Linked DNA regions of Homo sapiens: region 2 is linked to region 1. Evidence: read pairs that join two places in POLR2A ChIA-PET (ENCODE). Cell type or tissue: PC-9. All regions are shown on one strand.

Region 1 (8,000 bases):
ACACATAGTTTTTTATTTACAAAGAAGAATATTATTTTTGCTATGGTCTGAATGTCTGCCAAAATGTGTTGAAACTTAAATTCCCACTGTGGTGGTATTAAGAGGTGGGGCCTTTTGGAAACTGATTAAGTCACGAGGGCTTCACTTAGGCTCCTTTTTGCCCTTTCGCCTTCTGCCAGGTGAGGATGCAGCAAAAGGCCCTCACCAGACATGAACGCCAGAGCCTTGATCTTGGACTTTCCAGCCTCCAGAAATGGGAGAAATAAATTTGTTCTTTATAAATTTTCTTTATTTTGTTACAGCAGCATGAACGGACTAAGGCACTTTTTTAGTGTACTTTGGGGCTGCATTCACCAACAAAGACAAAAGATTCATGCTGAATCAGCTGCCTTCAGTGATGCCCAGTGATGAATCCTTTCTGAGATAATCCTGGACATATCATCATTCATTTATATGAATGCTTTTTATTATCATTATACTCACTGCAAATTTACAGGTAGAAATATGATGTTTTAAAAAGGTAAGGATGGACAATGAAGAGAAACTAGAATGACACTAAATGTCAATTACATGCTAGTCAATTTAAATGATCTCACTTAACCTTTATAACTATGTGGAGAAAGAGACAATCACCCCAGTTTTGCCAAAGAGGCAACAAGTTTGAAGACTTTAAATAAGCAGCCCAAGGTCACACTATAAATAAGAGATTTATAATTCAAATTCAAGTCTGATGCCAAGAGCCTTACCATTACCCATTATGAATTACAGGAAATAATTTATCCTTTCTATACCTCAAAATATTTAAATCTATTTTTCAGAGCCTCAATAGTCCTTAAGCTTTCTTCATGTTGCTTTTCTTTAGCTGCCAAAAGGGACTTCAGCTTTTCTCTCTGAAATGAAACAGAATAAATACAGTAAAATCACCCTGTGCTTGGAATTGGATTAAAAATGTGTTTTAGAAAACGTGAATTGGAATTGCATTGAGGACTGGAGTTAATGAATTCTCCAACCTGGTGAACTTTAACTACTAATAGAGTTGATAATTTCTACAAATATACTAATGAAACATACAATATCTATAAACAAAATCATAAAAAATTCAAATCTCTGTTTTCAATCTTAATGTTTTCAGACATTTTCTTTATGTTTAGAATTTTATATTATTTTCAGGACAAGTTTCACAGAAAGTAAGACTTTCAGAGGCAATAACAACAAAATGCCTACAATAATCTATGCCACTACATTCAAAACATCCTTTTTTAGTCATCTATAGATTTTGAATTTCCCTTTAATAACCAGAAATAGAATCCTGGTCTCTATCTCAATTCAGGACTTAAACCTTTACTACTATATCATCTTCAATTCCTAAAACAATTTTAATGGTTTAAAATAAAATGTCACCCTACCTCGCTTTCCAGATCATCAGCAACCATAACTTCCTAAATTTAAAAAGAACACAAAATATTTTAATTCTTAAAAGCCTATTTTAAAAGGCATGAACTTGGCAAAGATATTTTAAAAAGATTGGCAAATGTCTTTAAGACTAGGGCCAAGGATATGAGAAGAAAATTATGTACAATTCTGTTGTATGAGTTGTCATTCATTCTTCTCACTATCCAAATTCAGAAGCACTTTTGATTCTCTTGAGAACCTATCAACCACCAAGTCCTACTTGTTCTTGGTCCTCATATCTTCTGTCTACTTTTTCCTCTCCAATCCCATGGCCCTAACTATAGTTCAGCCTTTTGCTTTTGCATATGTTCAATTTTAGGAAAATCTAACATAGATAGCAAGATATTAAAGTGATACGGAAAATTAGAATCACAAGGACACAGCTGTACCAATCACGCAGTTACTTCTTACTTTTGAAATGCAAATATCACATAAGATTTCACCTGTGGTAAGTCCTGTACATAATAAAATGTATATTTAAAGAGCAAACTGATGATACTAGATTTCATATATATTCTACTTTCCCTCTAAAAAATGATTTATGGATATTTCTTGTATTTCCAATTTTTTTATACAACAAGGAATATATTACAGGTCACTGTTTCTGTGATTTTGCTCATCACAGTGTTCTCTGGAATGCCCTCTGATTCCCTCTTACTTCCTTCAAAATTCAACAGAAGTACCATCTCCCACAGGAAGTGCCCCCCTCAGAAGCGGCAGCCCACAGTGATCTCTCCTCACTTCCCTGAACATTCTTTACACTGTCCTTACTTGTTAGCTTATGGTACTTTAAATGTAAAATTTCATGTAAAAATCCTGGTCCCCAGTAAGATTTAACTCCTCTGAAGTGCAATGAGCTAATTTTACCTTCTTTAGCACAATCATTAACAATTTGCTATTGATATAGTAAGACAGTTTATTTTTCTATTATGCAGATTTATTTACCTCATTCAGCTGTAACTGTAAACCATTGACTTTATCCAAAAGTATTCTTTGTTCTTGCTGAATTTTTCTCAACCTCTCTTTCAAATCTTCATTTTCAATCTCCAAATCCTTAAATAATAAAGACAACAAGGTGCCAGGCCAATCTTAAAAGAGCAAATTCTTAAAGGAGAAATTTTTAAAAGCAGTTCACTACCATACAGGTACATACATATGTAAAACACTAAGTACAAAAGATACAATAATTTCAATGATATGCCAATGATTTAAAATCTACAGATCATAAATAAAATAGAAAATTACTATCCTATAATAGCTAATAAATACAAGTATATACTACAAGAGGGCAAATCATCCTAATTCCAATAAAGAAAAAATAAAAAGCATCTAGACACAGAAAAGAGCAAAAGAATATGCCATTTTAACTTTTGCTTAAGACCTCCCAAATTTATGAGACTCTTCTAATCCTTTTGTTGAAATAATCATCATTTTCAGTGCTCTGGTAAAAGATAAAGGCTCGAATTTAAGGACATAGTTCATTTTCTTACACTACATAGTAAACTAAGAAAACCCAAATAAAATGCTTTTATTATACTGAAACAGCTATTCAATTTATCATTTAACGGTGTTTCAGTCATAAAATTAATTATGGGTCCTTCCTCTAAAATAATCCTCATAATATTCTTTGGAAACTTTGACCAATATAAAAGCCAAAAAGTACTGTGTGGTTAGTTTAACAAAATTATTTTTCTCAATCAAAATAGAAAATACTTTAAGAAAAAAATCAGATTTAATTTACATTAATGATCATTTTTAATACTATAATTTTCTAAAATAAACACAAATGTATGGTTTACATCACAAAACAAACACATTTAAATCAAACAGTTATATAAAGTTGCTTTTTCTAATATATATTAAAACAATACTTTCTACACCATACTTCTAGCGTTACATAATTAAATTTTATAATACTGGACTCAAACATTGATAACAAAAGTCAATTCTTAAAGAAGAGATTAGGCAGCCGGGTGTGGTGGCTCACGCTTGTAATCCCAACACTTTGGGAGGCTGAGGCGGGTGGATCACCTGAGGTCAGGAGTTCAAGACCAGCCTGGCCAACATGGTGAAACCCCGTCTCAACTAAAAATACAAAAATTAGCCAGGCATGGTGGCACATGCCTGTAATCCCAGCTACTAGAAGGGCTGAGGCAGGAGGATCACTTGAACCTGGGAGGCAGAGGTTGCAGTGAGCCGAGATCATGCCACTGCACTCCAGCCTGGGCAACAGAGCCAGACCCCATCTCTAAATAAATAAATAAATAAATAAATAAATAAATAAATAGAAGAGATTAGGCAAAAAAAAAGAGAATCACAAACAATTTTAACGAGCTTCCCTTTCTTTGCCCCACTCATTTCACCCATTCTCTTGCTTCCTCTCTTCTCTCTCAATCCCACTACAAATACTGGAATTGTTTTTAAAGGAAGACACCATTATTTTTTTCTTTTTACCTGAATATTTTGATGCTCCCTCTGATGTGACTTCACATTTACTTCATCTTGCATGTGTGTCAAATTTCGCTTTGGTAAAACATAAGAAAACACGGGTCAGCAAGTGTAAGAATACAGAAAAGTATATTTTCCTCAATTGGCAATACACCCAGTTAGTGATTTTCAGTTTATCCAACATTAGCTGCACATAACACAAGGTGGCAGTGTTTCTATTTAAAACTCCAAAATGGAAAGGACCTTTAAGACTATGTTTTAAATAAATCAAGTATAACTTATTTAAAAATACTAAATAATAACAAATTTTAAAATATTATTAAGGATTTATTTTAACTAAAGTCACAAAATTTTAAAAAGAATTTGTAATAAATGCATAACAAAAGTTGGGCTATAAAGCACTGCATTGCCAACTACTAAAAGAACTCAACTTAAAAAAAAAAAAAAAGGAAGAGGAAGGGGAAGTCACATTAATTTGTAAAGACAATACAGAAATTATTTACTTCTCTGAGCACCACCAAAATAAAATATCAAGAGGTATGGTAAGGAAGAGACAGACAGTCCCTCTGACCTGAGCAATATAAAAAGGTCTTTAAATAACTTGGTTGGGTGTATGTTCTGTTTTTGTAACTTACTGCTTTGAAACTTTATTCCAGCTTAGAGATTTGCTTTAACAAAAACAACATAATTATTAAACAAGAGAATAACCCCCCTTTCAAAAAAACCAAAATGATCTTTAAATCTCCACAATAACTAATGTAGAAAGCTATTTATTTCTTCCTAATTAGGTTAAAAAAAAAACTACTGCTTTAATTCTTCGAGATGATTTTCTCATGTTTTGTATTATTTGTTTACCTTTGCTTGATCAAGTTTTTAAACTATCATTCAAATGAGTTTGGATCTAGAACTAGAGGAACAACTCCCATTTAAAAGATATTCTATATCCACAATTTGGCCCTAACTATGTTTACAGCCTCATTCCTTCTACCAAAGGACTGTTCTTCAAGTGGAATCTGACATCTTCTCACAGCTCACCTGATCATACCACTTTCATTTCCAGCCTTCACTTCAGCATCCTCACCCACTGCCTCCACTATATCCTAACTCAGACATACTAAATCAACCGCATCCTTTAATTAAGATCCATCTTCCTGACAAGCCTTGTTATTAGCACACTAAAAGAACCTCTCTTGCACCTCTGGCTCCACTTAGCAGCGATCTGATCACGTGCACCACTGATTGGGGTGCACACGTCCTGCCTTCCGCCATCTGGTAGTCACTGGTGGGTACATATCAATAGTCCTTATCATACAAGGTCCTTCTTAATCTAGCCCTTTGTTACTTTAGCAGCTTCTTCTGCTCCCTCCACGATGGGCACATCGCTCCTGTCACACTTGTCTGCTGCTGCCCCATGAACATGTCTAACCTGCTCCCTCATCAGGGGCTGGGCACCTGCCCTTCCCTCAGCCTGTGAGGCTTCTCCCACAGACTTCCACCCACTCCCTCTTCATCCCTTAATTCTGTTTTGTTTTTCTTCACAGCATCTGCTATGATACTAAATATTCCTTTGCTTATTGTTCATCTCTCACTAAGCTAGGAGTTCCATAAGGGCAGAGACTTCGTACACTACAATATTCCCAGCACTTAGAACAGTAGTTGGCATGTTGTAGATGTTCAGCAGATATCTGTGAACAAACAACTGAGTGAGTCTTACATTTGCAACTATACTGTAGGCTTCTTGAAAACAGAGATTACATGTGCCTTAGTATTAAAAAAAAAAAGTCCTATTTACAGCGTATATTTAGTAAGTGTATTCAATAAATGACGGAAACACAGTAATTAGGAGCAGTGTGTCTTTCTGTTCCTAGTAGAATATTAACTCCTTGTATTCACTTCAATATTTCCTAGAGCACTGAGCAGAGAACAATTCCCATATTAATATTCAATAATTCTTTTTATTTTAAATATCTATATATTTCAGAAATCATTTTTCTCTGATTCTGTGTGAGATGGCTAGTACAGTCATAGCAGTGTACATTTTTTTTCACTCTACTCACACTTAGGTTATATGAGGCACAGGGAAGAAGGCTGGAACAGTTGCTCCAGATGGAAAAGTGTCAACAGACATGACCCATATATGAACATATTAATTCAGATGGATTGAAAAGGAAAACAAGCTTTAATATAACTTTCATGATAAGTGCAGCAAACCACCACGGCACATGTATACCTATGTACAAACTGGCACATTCAGCACATGTATCTCAGAACTTAAAGCAAAATTTTTAAAAAATGTAGCTTTCAGATTCAGGTGAGAGGTACAAAAATGACACAGGATGATGATCAGAATTGCTCAAGGTACCTGATTACTTTCTCTTCAGGGTTTGCAAATGCTTAGGTTCCTCTCACTAGAGAAAAGCTGAAAGCCTGGAAGGGAACAGTCAGCAGGAGAGGAAAGCTGCCTACACTAGCTTTTGAGCCACGGTACTGTAAACCAACCCTGCTTACTTTAACACAAATAGATTAGCAGAAAACATAAGACATTTCACAACCAGGATATCAAAACAGGGTTAAATAGTAATTTAATAATAAATGTAGTGCAAAGCATGAATTATTTCAAGTGTTGTTATTCCGTAAAGTCCTCAATTAAATACACACAGAAAAAAAGACTGAAGAAGAAATAAAAACACTAACAGTGGCATTGAAATCACAATATATAATCAGTTTAGAACTCTGTTTTCTTCATTTCTTAATTACACTGGAAGAATTTTCCCATAACAGTCAATATTTTGTCCTGTTATTAAGGGAGACTGGGGGAAACTGTCTATGATCTGCCAAGCTAAAGTTCATCATTTAGCAAGTTACAATGTCTCCTACTTGAAAAAACTGAATGCTCACGGCCCTAATCAGGAGGCTATCTCTTTCCCACTGGATACCTTCATTGAAACTGAGATCTAATGTGTCTCAAGCTAAGTGATAGTATCTTGATAGGACCTCATGATCTAAGTATCCAGAATCTACACGGGCTTGATTAACTGAGAAGAGAGATAGAACGCATTTAAACTCAGAATAGTTATGCTAACTATTAACTAGTTTTACTAAGCACTTTAAACTATACAATACATATAATTATTTAAAATTAAAATTAATATCTACCTGTTGCAAAGATGGCCCTTTCTTCCAAAGTTCTCTCCCTAAGATTTAGAGAAAAAGAGAAACAACAAAATGGCAGGTTAACTTGGGGTAGGTACGCATTCCCTAACTATACAATTGAGTCAATATTAAATAAATAAACTTTAGAGTTTCCTCTAAAGCTTACAACTTTTTAGTTTTATTTCTAAAACGTATGCTTGAAACAATAATGACATCTCACTTTTGCCTATCAAATTAGCAAAATTTTTATAACAATATTCAAGTAGGTAAGATTAAAGACTAAGGATTGGAGGCAGGTAAAAAATGGGAAATTTATTTAGGCTGGGTATGGTGGCTCACACCTGTAATCCCAGCACTTTGGGAGGCTGGGGCAGGAGGATCACTTGAGGCTAGGAGTTCAAGACCAGCCTGGGCAACATAGCAAGACCCCATCTCTACAAAAAAAATATAAAAAATTAGCTGGCCATGGTGGTACATGCCTGTAGTCCCAGCTACTCATGAGGCTGAGGCAGGAAGATAACTTGAGCCCAGGAGTTTGAGATTGCAGTGAGCTATGATGGCACCACTATACTCTAGCCTGGGCAACAAAGGGAGACCCCATATCTAAAAAAAAAGAGGGGAAGAAAATTTAAAAAGCTCCTAAATTCGAAGGCAATTTGCCAACATAGACCAAAGGCTTAAAGAAATGTGCATGCCCTGAAACTCAGTGATTCAATTTCTAGGAACCGACCCTAAAGGGTAATAAAAATATACTAAAATATTTATGCATAAGGACAGTCATAACCTTTGTGTATTAATGAATAATTATAAATAGCTTAAACACTACATGTAGAAAACTGCTTTATTAAATGAAACTTAAATAAATGGAATCTCATACACCAACAAAAATCATACTATAGAAAAACTATTTTTGAGGGAAAGGCCTTCAAAATAGGTTACATAAAAAA
Region 2 (8,000 bases), 150 kb after region 1:
GCACCTTTTATGGTGGATTCTTTTTTGAATATGGATAGTAAAGATCAGAAATGTTGAGTACCACTTAGTGGTTAAACAGTGTGGGCTCCAAAGCCAGACCACTAGTTTCAAGCCCAACTCTACCAATTTAGCTGTTAAGCCTTAGACAAGTTAATTACCCAAGTAAAGTCTGTTTTTTTCTGGAATAAAATAGAGATAATACCTGAACATTTCTCTTGTAGTTTTTGGGCAGATTAAATGAGATAATGCATGGAAAGCTCTTAGCATAGTCCCTGGCACCTAATCACTGTTCAATAATTATTAACAAGCTCTATTAAATCCTGCCAAATAGCCAGAGCATAAGCCAACACTGGAATCTAGGCCAATGCTCTTTCTGCTACACCAAGGCAGCTCCTGATGATAACAAACATTAACCCAAGTGAGAAGGAAAGAGAGCTAACATTTATGGAGGGCCAGCTGCATTCCAGACATGGACATCGTAACAAAGCAATTCACAGGGAGATGATGAGGTTCACGGGGCTTAGTAACCTTCCCAAGGTCACAAAATAGTGAGAGATTGGGGGTCAAATGGACTGACCTCAAGTCCTGCAGCCTTTGTCCATCCAGTGGTTCTCCAGCGTGCATCAGAATCACCTGCAGCGTTTGTTAAAACCCAAATTCCAGGCCTTTCTCCCAGACTTTCTAATTCAGTGGGCCTAGGGTTGGCCTGAGAATCTGGATTTCTAATAAGTTCCCAGGTGAGATCAATGCTGTGGGTCCTGGACTGTACACCCTCAGTATACGCCAAGCTGCCTTTGCTCAGTAAAATTCCCTGTGATGAGACACCACTCAGGCTGCCAGAAGCCCAAGGAGAGCCCTGGGGCTGCCCTGGGGTACAGTGAGAAACCCTAAATGCCCTGACTTGATCACTATGCATTATAAACATGTAACAAAGTTTCTCATGTAGCCCATAAATGTGTACAAATAAAAAAATTTTTAAATGTTCTCTTAAAGAAAAGAAAGATGTCTCTGCTAAGCTCCTCAGGGCCTCATGACATACCACCCACAGCTCTGTCAGACAGGCACAGACTTTTGTCAGGCACAATCTATAACCTCAAAGTCAGCACTCCCAGTTGGGTGTTTTATTATTTATTTACTTGACAGGTAACATCGATTTGGTCCTACAAGACACCATGCTATAGGCTTAGCTACTTGCTGTTGCACAAGAGAACTTTCCTGAACTCTCAGGAAGCCCTTGCATGGCCTATCGAGGACAGCTCAGTCACTGAAGGGAAAAATTCCATACCAAAGAAGAGAGAAAAATTCCATACCAAAGAACAGACTTCCCCCAGGGAACCTCCGTCCTACAGCCCTTCAGGGCCATCACACTCACACACATCAGCCATCATCAAAATAGTGGCCATGCTGGGAAGAACAGGAGTCCTGAACTAGAAGGTGGTCTTCAAACCATGGCGTACCGATTTATGTATATTACAGATAGATAAATTAAGAGGTCTACATGAATAAAAAATCTCTCAAAGGGGAACGAATTCCATTCTGTCATGCCAGGTGTTTGTCAGAACCTTGAAAACGAAGGTGGTTTTCAGTGGAGCTTGTATTAAAAATAGAAGGTATTTATACACAGGCCCTGCTCCTCTCATGGCCATGAAATCCTCTGGTGTTGTCAGGACCCCTGGGCAACCTCAGCACCCCTACGGGTAGCCCATCTGCAGTCTGCATCTTCCGGGAGAGCAGGGGACTCGTACCGGGGCTTTTCTCCTGGGTCCCCATCTCGGCTTGGCGACGCCTCCGGACCCAGGGGCTGCCAGAGGGAGTGACGCTGCTGTCAGAGGAATAATCCATACACTTGCGGAAGATCTCAGGGCTGGTGCTGCAGTTCAGTCTACCTTCCTCCGCCAGTGGGGACTTTCTGGAAACGCCTTTGCGTTGGGCCAAGGGGCTGCTCCAAGGACTTGTGCACGGGGAGGCATTTGGACTCAGAAAGAGATTCTGGTGGCCAGACGGGCTGAGCTTGTTGGTGGCCGCGTGCCGTCGGCCCGCCATAGGGGATGTGGGGTTGCTCTCGGGGTCAGAGGAGCTGTTGGCAGAAGACTCATCACCCATGTACTGAAGCTCCTCGACTCTCTTGTTCAGGGACTTGTTCAGGTGGATGCTCGCAGTGGGCTCCTCGTCATGATTTTTGTCTTTGGCAGGTTTCTTTTTGGGTGGCTTCATACCAATCAGGACAGCTTTCATGTTCTCTTTGCCCTGAGATTCTGTGATCATGAACTCATGGGCTTTGATGGCTGCTTCCACCTCCTCGAACTCCACGATGGCGCACTCCTGGGTCCCCACTTGGCTGTAGCGGCTGCTGATCCTCCGGATGTCAGGGGGCAGCTCTCTCCCAGGTTTGAGGATCCGCACTGATGAGATGACTCCAAAAGTCCCAAAAAGCTTGAGCAGGTGTTCCATCACCTTCTCTTGCACCCTTCCATTCTTCTGGGGGGTGGCCAGAGCCCACAGCTTAGGAGACAAGTAGAGATCATAGACCAGGAGCATCTTGCTGGGGAGGTTCTCGTTGGGGAACAGTGGGACGGGGGTGGTCCTCCTCACCTTCCGGTGGTCCTCATTCAACTCAAGGACCACTGAATACTTCAAAGCATGTGCTGTGGTTCTCCAGTCCCGTGTAAGATGTTTCACCTGCAGAACATAAAGCAAATCTGAAATAGTATCTAATGTCCTTGTCCATCCTTGTGTATGCTATAAGCTCCCTCCCTCACTTCCTTATCCCTGTAACACTAGAATCCCTGTATTCTAGTGTCTAGAATCATACGTGGTATGTGTAAACACTCAAAAATCTAGTGAATGAATAAGTGAATGAAAACAAGTTCTACCATTTCAAACAAGGGCACCACAGCAGTGTTGTCCAACAGAACTGTCCATGAAAATGGAAATATTCCATTCTGTGCAAGTTTAGAGGTTAAATTTGCAGGCTCTGGAACAAGGCTGCTGTATACACAAATCAAAGGCCCACCTCTAGCTTGAAGTAAGACTTGGAAAGTTATTCAACCTCTTAGTGCCTCGACTTGCCCTGGAAAATGGAGATGTTAATAGTGCCATCTCAAAGAGCTGTCCTGAGGATTAAACGAATCAATATATACATGTACATATGTATGTACAGACACATACAAACTCATTTACACATAAAACAGAATAGTGTCTAGCTCACAGTGAGTACTAAGTAATCATGTGCTATCATTACTTCCAATATTACATGCTATTATTTTGATAGGATTTGGAGATTTTAACATTCAAATGCTTCTCTAAAGCAGTATTTCTGCATTTCTGCATTTGATACAGAGAAGTTTCCAAAAGATCTTTCGCATTTCACTGCAATATCTCCTGAGAATGACATGGACTACTTCAACTTGAAATTAAATCCAACTTGGGCCTCACTAAGAATGGTGAAATAATCCCTCCCTCCTCCTTTGTTGGTGGAAATTGTATCAATGTTGCAGTATATGGAAGCTATATTTATACTGTAAAACAGTAATTTTCTAGAGGCCCACTTCCGGTGAAGGGAATGCCAGGGGGAATGAGTCATCCCAAACAAATAGTGAAGGTGGGTGGGGTGGGTAACCTGAGCCCGTAATGGCGAGATCCCCCTGAGTCCTCTGAGAACAGGCCAACAAGCTGCTCTGCAAAAGAACTGGGAACTCCAGGTGCCTCTGAGCATAAAACAGGAACTTCATGAAACTCAAGAAGGAAAGGCTCACTCACTGGGCAAGATGGGGAAACCTTGGCAGACCCATTACTATACACAGGCTCCTAGAGAGAGAGCACTGTCCACTGTAGCCTGTGGTCTCTGGGAGAAATGGCTCAGACTTAGGCTACTAGAAGAACACGGGTCCAAGGGCACAGAGAAGCAGGCCCAGGCAAAGGGTCGGATTTCAGGTGGACAGAGTCCATGAGGAATCCAGAAAGGGTGAAGCTGATGACTGCGGGTGCGTGTGAGGCTGTGGGAAAGCCAGGCAGTGGCTCACTGTGGGGTGAAACATGGTGAAGCCTTCTCCGAAAACAGCTAGGGAGGGAGCACTTGGGAGATAAAAAGAGACAATTTCCTAAGCCTGAAGCTTGAGCTAGGAGCACCTGGGAAAGCACAGCACTGCCTTACTCAGAGGGCTACAGAAGTCTGTGGGGGACCACATCTCACTGCAAGAGAAGCAGGCTCTGGCTAGGACTGAATATCCCTCCTGAGCCAGAAGCAAGGTCCACTGGGAAATCTCGGTTACAGTCTGAGCATCCTAAGCCTGGGTCCATGACCATTCATAAGGAAGGTCCAGGTAGCACCTGAGAAAAGGGACCAGGGAGCGTTCATCCTTGTGCAATTGCTAGAAGAACTCTAAGGTTTCCCTGTGCTTTTTACCTTTGTCATGTATGTTCCCCTTTTGTGATTAATAGGAAATCCTTCAGAATGAAAAGGATCTTTGCTCTGATTTTGGAGGTGTTAGGGAGTCTGTCTGTACTCTGCAGCCAGGTTTCAACAGAGAAGAACATTCCTAAATAGGACCATAAGTGGCAGCTTAAAGAGGAAAGCAAAACAGGCTGACTCTTGGGGTCCCTGGGGAGGAATAAAGAGACGTGCTGGATGATTCCACTGGCTGCTTCATTTTGGGATCCCCCACAAACACTTTTCATATGAAGGTTTGCTCACTGTTCTCTGACCATTAAAATATCCCTTCCATTCCCCTGTACCTAGAAAACTCCTACTCATCCTCCAAAATCCTATTTCAATGTCACCTTCTCTGGGAAGACTTCTCAGTTCTCCAGGCAGGGTTAGTTGCTCTGATCAACTAGTTCCCAATAATACTGTGTTCTCTCTTTTGTCCTACTATATGTGGTCACATTGTAATCTTTCAGATCTCTCTCCTTTATTGGACTGTGAGCTTGTCAAGGACAGGGGGAGTACGATCTTCACTCTGTACATCCTGCGCCTAGCACAGCACTCAGCAGAGACAATGAGCATATTTGATGAATGAATAAAGGAAAAAGAGCGACAGGGCCAGGCAGAGTACACCAGTGGGTGAGGCAGGGAAGAGGTCCAAGGAGAAAAGCTCTCCTCCAGTGCACTCTGACAAAGTACACAGACAACTTGGCCGGGACCCACTTGTTACGCATCCCGTTATGCAACAGGCCGCGTAGTGCTTTTCCATTCTAGTAAATGCACTTCCCCTAAGGGAGACACAGAGTTCTTACTCCAACTAGTCTGTCAACTCTCTGAGAAGTAGACAGTACACAGCCCAAACACTGGATCTATATATGGCAGGGACAAGCAGTCTGCTGCCCAGATGGCAGCAATAATTACAAATCTCATCTCCCTATTGTATAGATAAGGATGATGGCGTCACACAGGCAGAGCATGTGTGTCTTAGAGAAGGCTCATTTCTGAGAGTTCTGGGTGCTCATTCTCTCCCTTTGCTTATTCAACTTGACAAATGAAAAGCTTGAATTTCATATAATTTTAGGCCTGGCAGGTATCTCTCAAGGCCTTCGAGTCCGTCTGTCCTGGTATCACATCCTCCTGGCCACCCACTTGCCTGGCAAAAGTGCCTGAACTTTACTAAGAACAAGTAACATTGTTTCATAACTGCTGCCAGCTGAGATTTGTCCCAATGCCCAGGACCCTTTTAATAGTGTGGGAGTATATTCCTAACAATACTAAATCCCTTCTCCTAGCCATTTTTCTCTTTTTCAGGCACAGACTTAATTTTAAAAATTGTTCGTCATCAGGTTTCAAGGGAGTTAAAAAAAATGTTTAAAACCACAACCCAAAACAAACTTGAAATCCTTGAAGCAGCTTCTGAGAACCAAGCCTCACCTTTTTGAAGGATGTGAGTAGCTTAACGCTCACATATCCCAGCTTGTTCCTCCTCACGTGTTTTAGCAAAAAGGCGTCCTTCTCCAGGTTTTCATCAGAAAAGTAGAATTCGATCTGATCCACCAGTTTCTTGATCAACTCCTCATCCGGGGGCTTCCACTCCTGCTCCAGGTCCTCACGCTCGTTCTCACCTCCACTTGCAGTGGTGCCACTGAGACCAGAAGGAGACACCGGGTGTTAGGGTCAACGTTGAACTGTGTCCCCCAAAAATTCATATGCTGAAGTCCTGACCCCCAATACCTTGGAGTATGATGTTATTTGGAAATGGGGGTCACTGCAGATGCAATTAATTAAGATGAGGTCTTACTGGAGTAGGGTGGACCCCCTAATCCAACACAACTAGGGTCCTTACCAAAGGGGTAAATTTGAACACAGACATGCACACAGAGAGAACATCATGTGAAGGCGAAGGGAGAGACTGGGGTGATGTAGCAAAACTCAAGGAATGCCAAAGACTGCCACCAGAAGCGAGGAAAGATGCTTAGAATGGATCCATTTCTAGTACTTTCAGAGGGCGCATGGCCCTATTCACACCTTGATTTCGGGCTTCAGGCCTCCAGAACCATAAAACAATATATTTCTGTTGTTCTAAACCATCCAGCTCATGGTATTTTGTTACAGCAGCCCTAGGAATTGACACTGGGTCACATGGCCACAGAAGGAGAGGTTTGCCCCCAAACAGCTAAGAAGTCAATCTTTCATTTTTAACAAGCATGGAGGATCATAAAAATAATAACTGGCCAGGCATCGTGGCTCCCATCTGTAATACCAGCACTTTGGGAGGCTGAGGTAGGTGGCCTGAGCCCAGGAATTTGAGACCAGCCTGGGCAACAGAGTGGGACCCCTGTTGCTACAAAACAACAACAACAACAACAAAAATTAGCCAGGTGTGGTGGTGCATGCCAATAGTCCCAGCTACTTGGGAGGCTGAGGTGGGAGGAGAGCTTGAACCCGGGAGGTCTAGGTCACAGTGAGCCAAGATTGCACCACTGTACCCCAGACTGGGAGACACAGTGAGACCCTGTCTCAAAATAATAATAATAATAATTATTATAATAACACCCTCTGCTGACATATATGTGGCGCTCTGCCACGGGCAAAATGCTTTTCACATATACTCTCTTATTCTTCCTTCTCTACTCCATCCCCTCAAATCCTGGTTTCTAGAAGACAGTATAGCAGAGTTACTTGACCTTTCGGTAAGATCATCCATATTTATTAAAGAATAAAAGCTTGATTTCTTAGCTGGTTCAGGACAAGATCTGGAGTGCAGTGGTGCGATCTCCATGTGGATACATGACCACTGCCTCTCAGGAGTCACTGCAGTGGTGCAATCTCCATGTGGATACATGATCACTGACTCTCAAGCCATCTGCCTTGGCCTCCCAAAGTGCTGGAATTACAGATGGGAGTGTAATTTCCTAGGGCTGCCAGCTCTAGGAGTCCTGGCTTTAGAGTTAAGATTGCCTGGGTCCAAATGCTTGGTTCAGACTGAGTATCCCTTATCCAAAATGCCTGGGACCAGAAGTGTTTCAGATTTCCAATTTTTCCAGATTTTGGAATATGTGCATATACGTAATGAGATATCTCAAGGATGGGACCCGAGTCTAAACGCAAATTCATTTATGTTTCATATACACCTTATACAGATAACCTGGGGTAATCTCATGCAATATTTTTAATAATTTTGTGCATGAAACAAAGTTTCTGAACCATCAGAAAGCAAAGGTGTCGCTATCTCAGTTTTTAACCCATGTTAAATCTGTAGTGTCATGGTGGCGCTCAAAATGTTTCTGATTTTAGAGCATTTCAGATTTTGAATTTTTTGATTAAGGATGTTCAACCTGTACCATTGTTTATTAGTTAAGTAAATTTAGGCAAGGAACTCCACTGCATCTCACTTCAGTTCTATTACCTGTAAATTGGGAATCATGATAGTCCCTACCCTCATGTGAGTGTTGTGACAATTCAATGAATTAATACATGAAAATATCCAGAGGAGTGCCTAGCGTACCGTTAAAGCTCAGTAGGCACAGACAAATTCCTTCGCTAATTCATAAGAGGCAGATCTAGGATTTAAACT

What was found. Peaks named below come from ENCODE experiments on the same cell type or tissue, not always from the same donor. Only the 100,000 strongest peaks of a DNase experiment are listed, where the experiment ranks them.
Region 2: POLR2A ChIA-PET joins it to region 1 with 10 read pairs; 3 of 35 experiments call an interaction of 5 or more read pairs at or near these places.

What each region holds. Positions count from the first base shown.
Region 1 is chr15:70,675,702-70,683,701 of GRCh38, forward strand. UACA (uveal autoantigen with coiled-coil domains and ankyrin repeats) reads right to left here. Exons shown (of 19, transcript NM_018003.4): 9 at 7,057-7,094; 10 at 3,907-3,975; 11 at 2,398-2,505; 12 at 1,407-1,439; 13 at 792-890. Among named protein-coding and RNA genes, the nearest start is that of SALRNA2, 44 kb to the left of the region's middle. In PC-9, a CTCF peak has its summit at 4,065 (motif pointing right); a DNase peak (open chromatin) is centred at 4,090.
Region 2 is chr15:70,830,438-70,838,437 of GRCh38, forward strand. LARP6 (La ribonucleoprotein 6, translational regulator) reads right to left here. Exons shown (of 3, transcript NM_018357.4): 2 at 5,858-6,068; 3 at 1-2,679. The coding sequence ends at 1,615. Among named protein-coding and RNA genes, the nearest start is that of LARP6, 20 kb to the right of the region's middle. In PC-9, no CTCF peak of the experiment used is centred here; a DNase peak (open chromatin) is centred at 3,634; H3K27ac peaks cover 2,055 bases.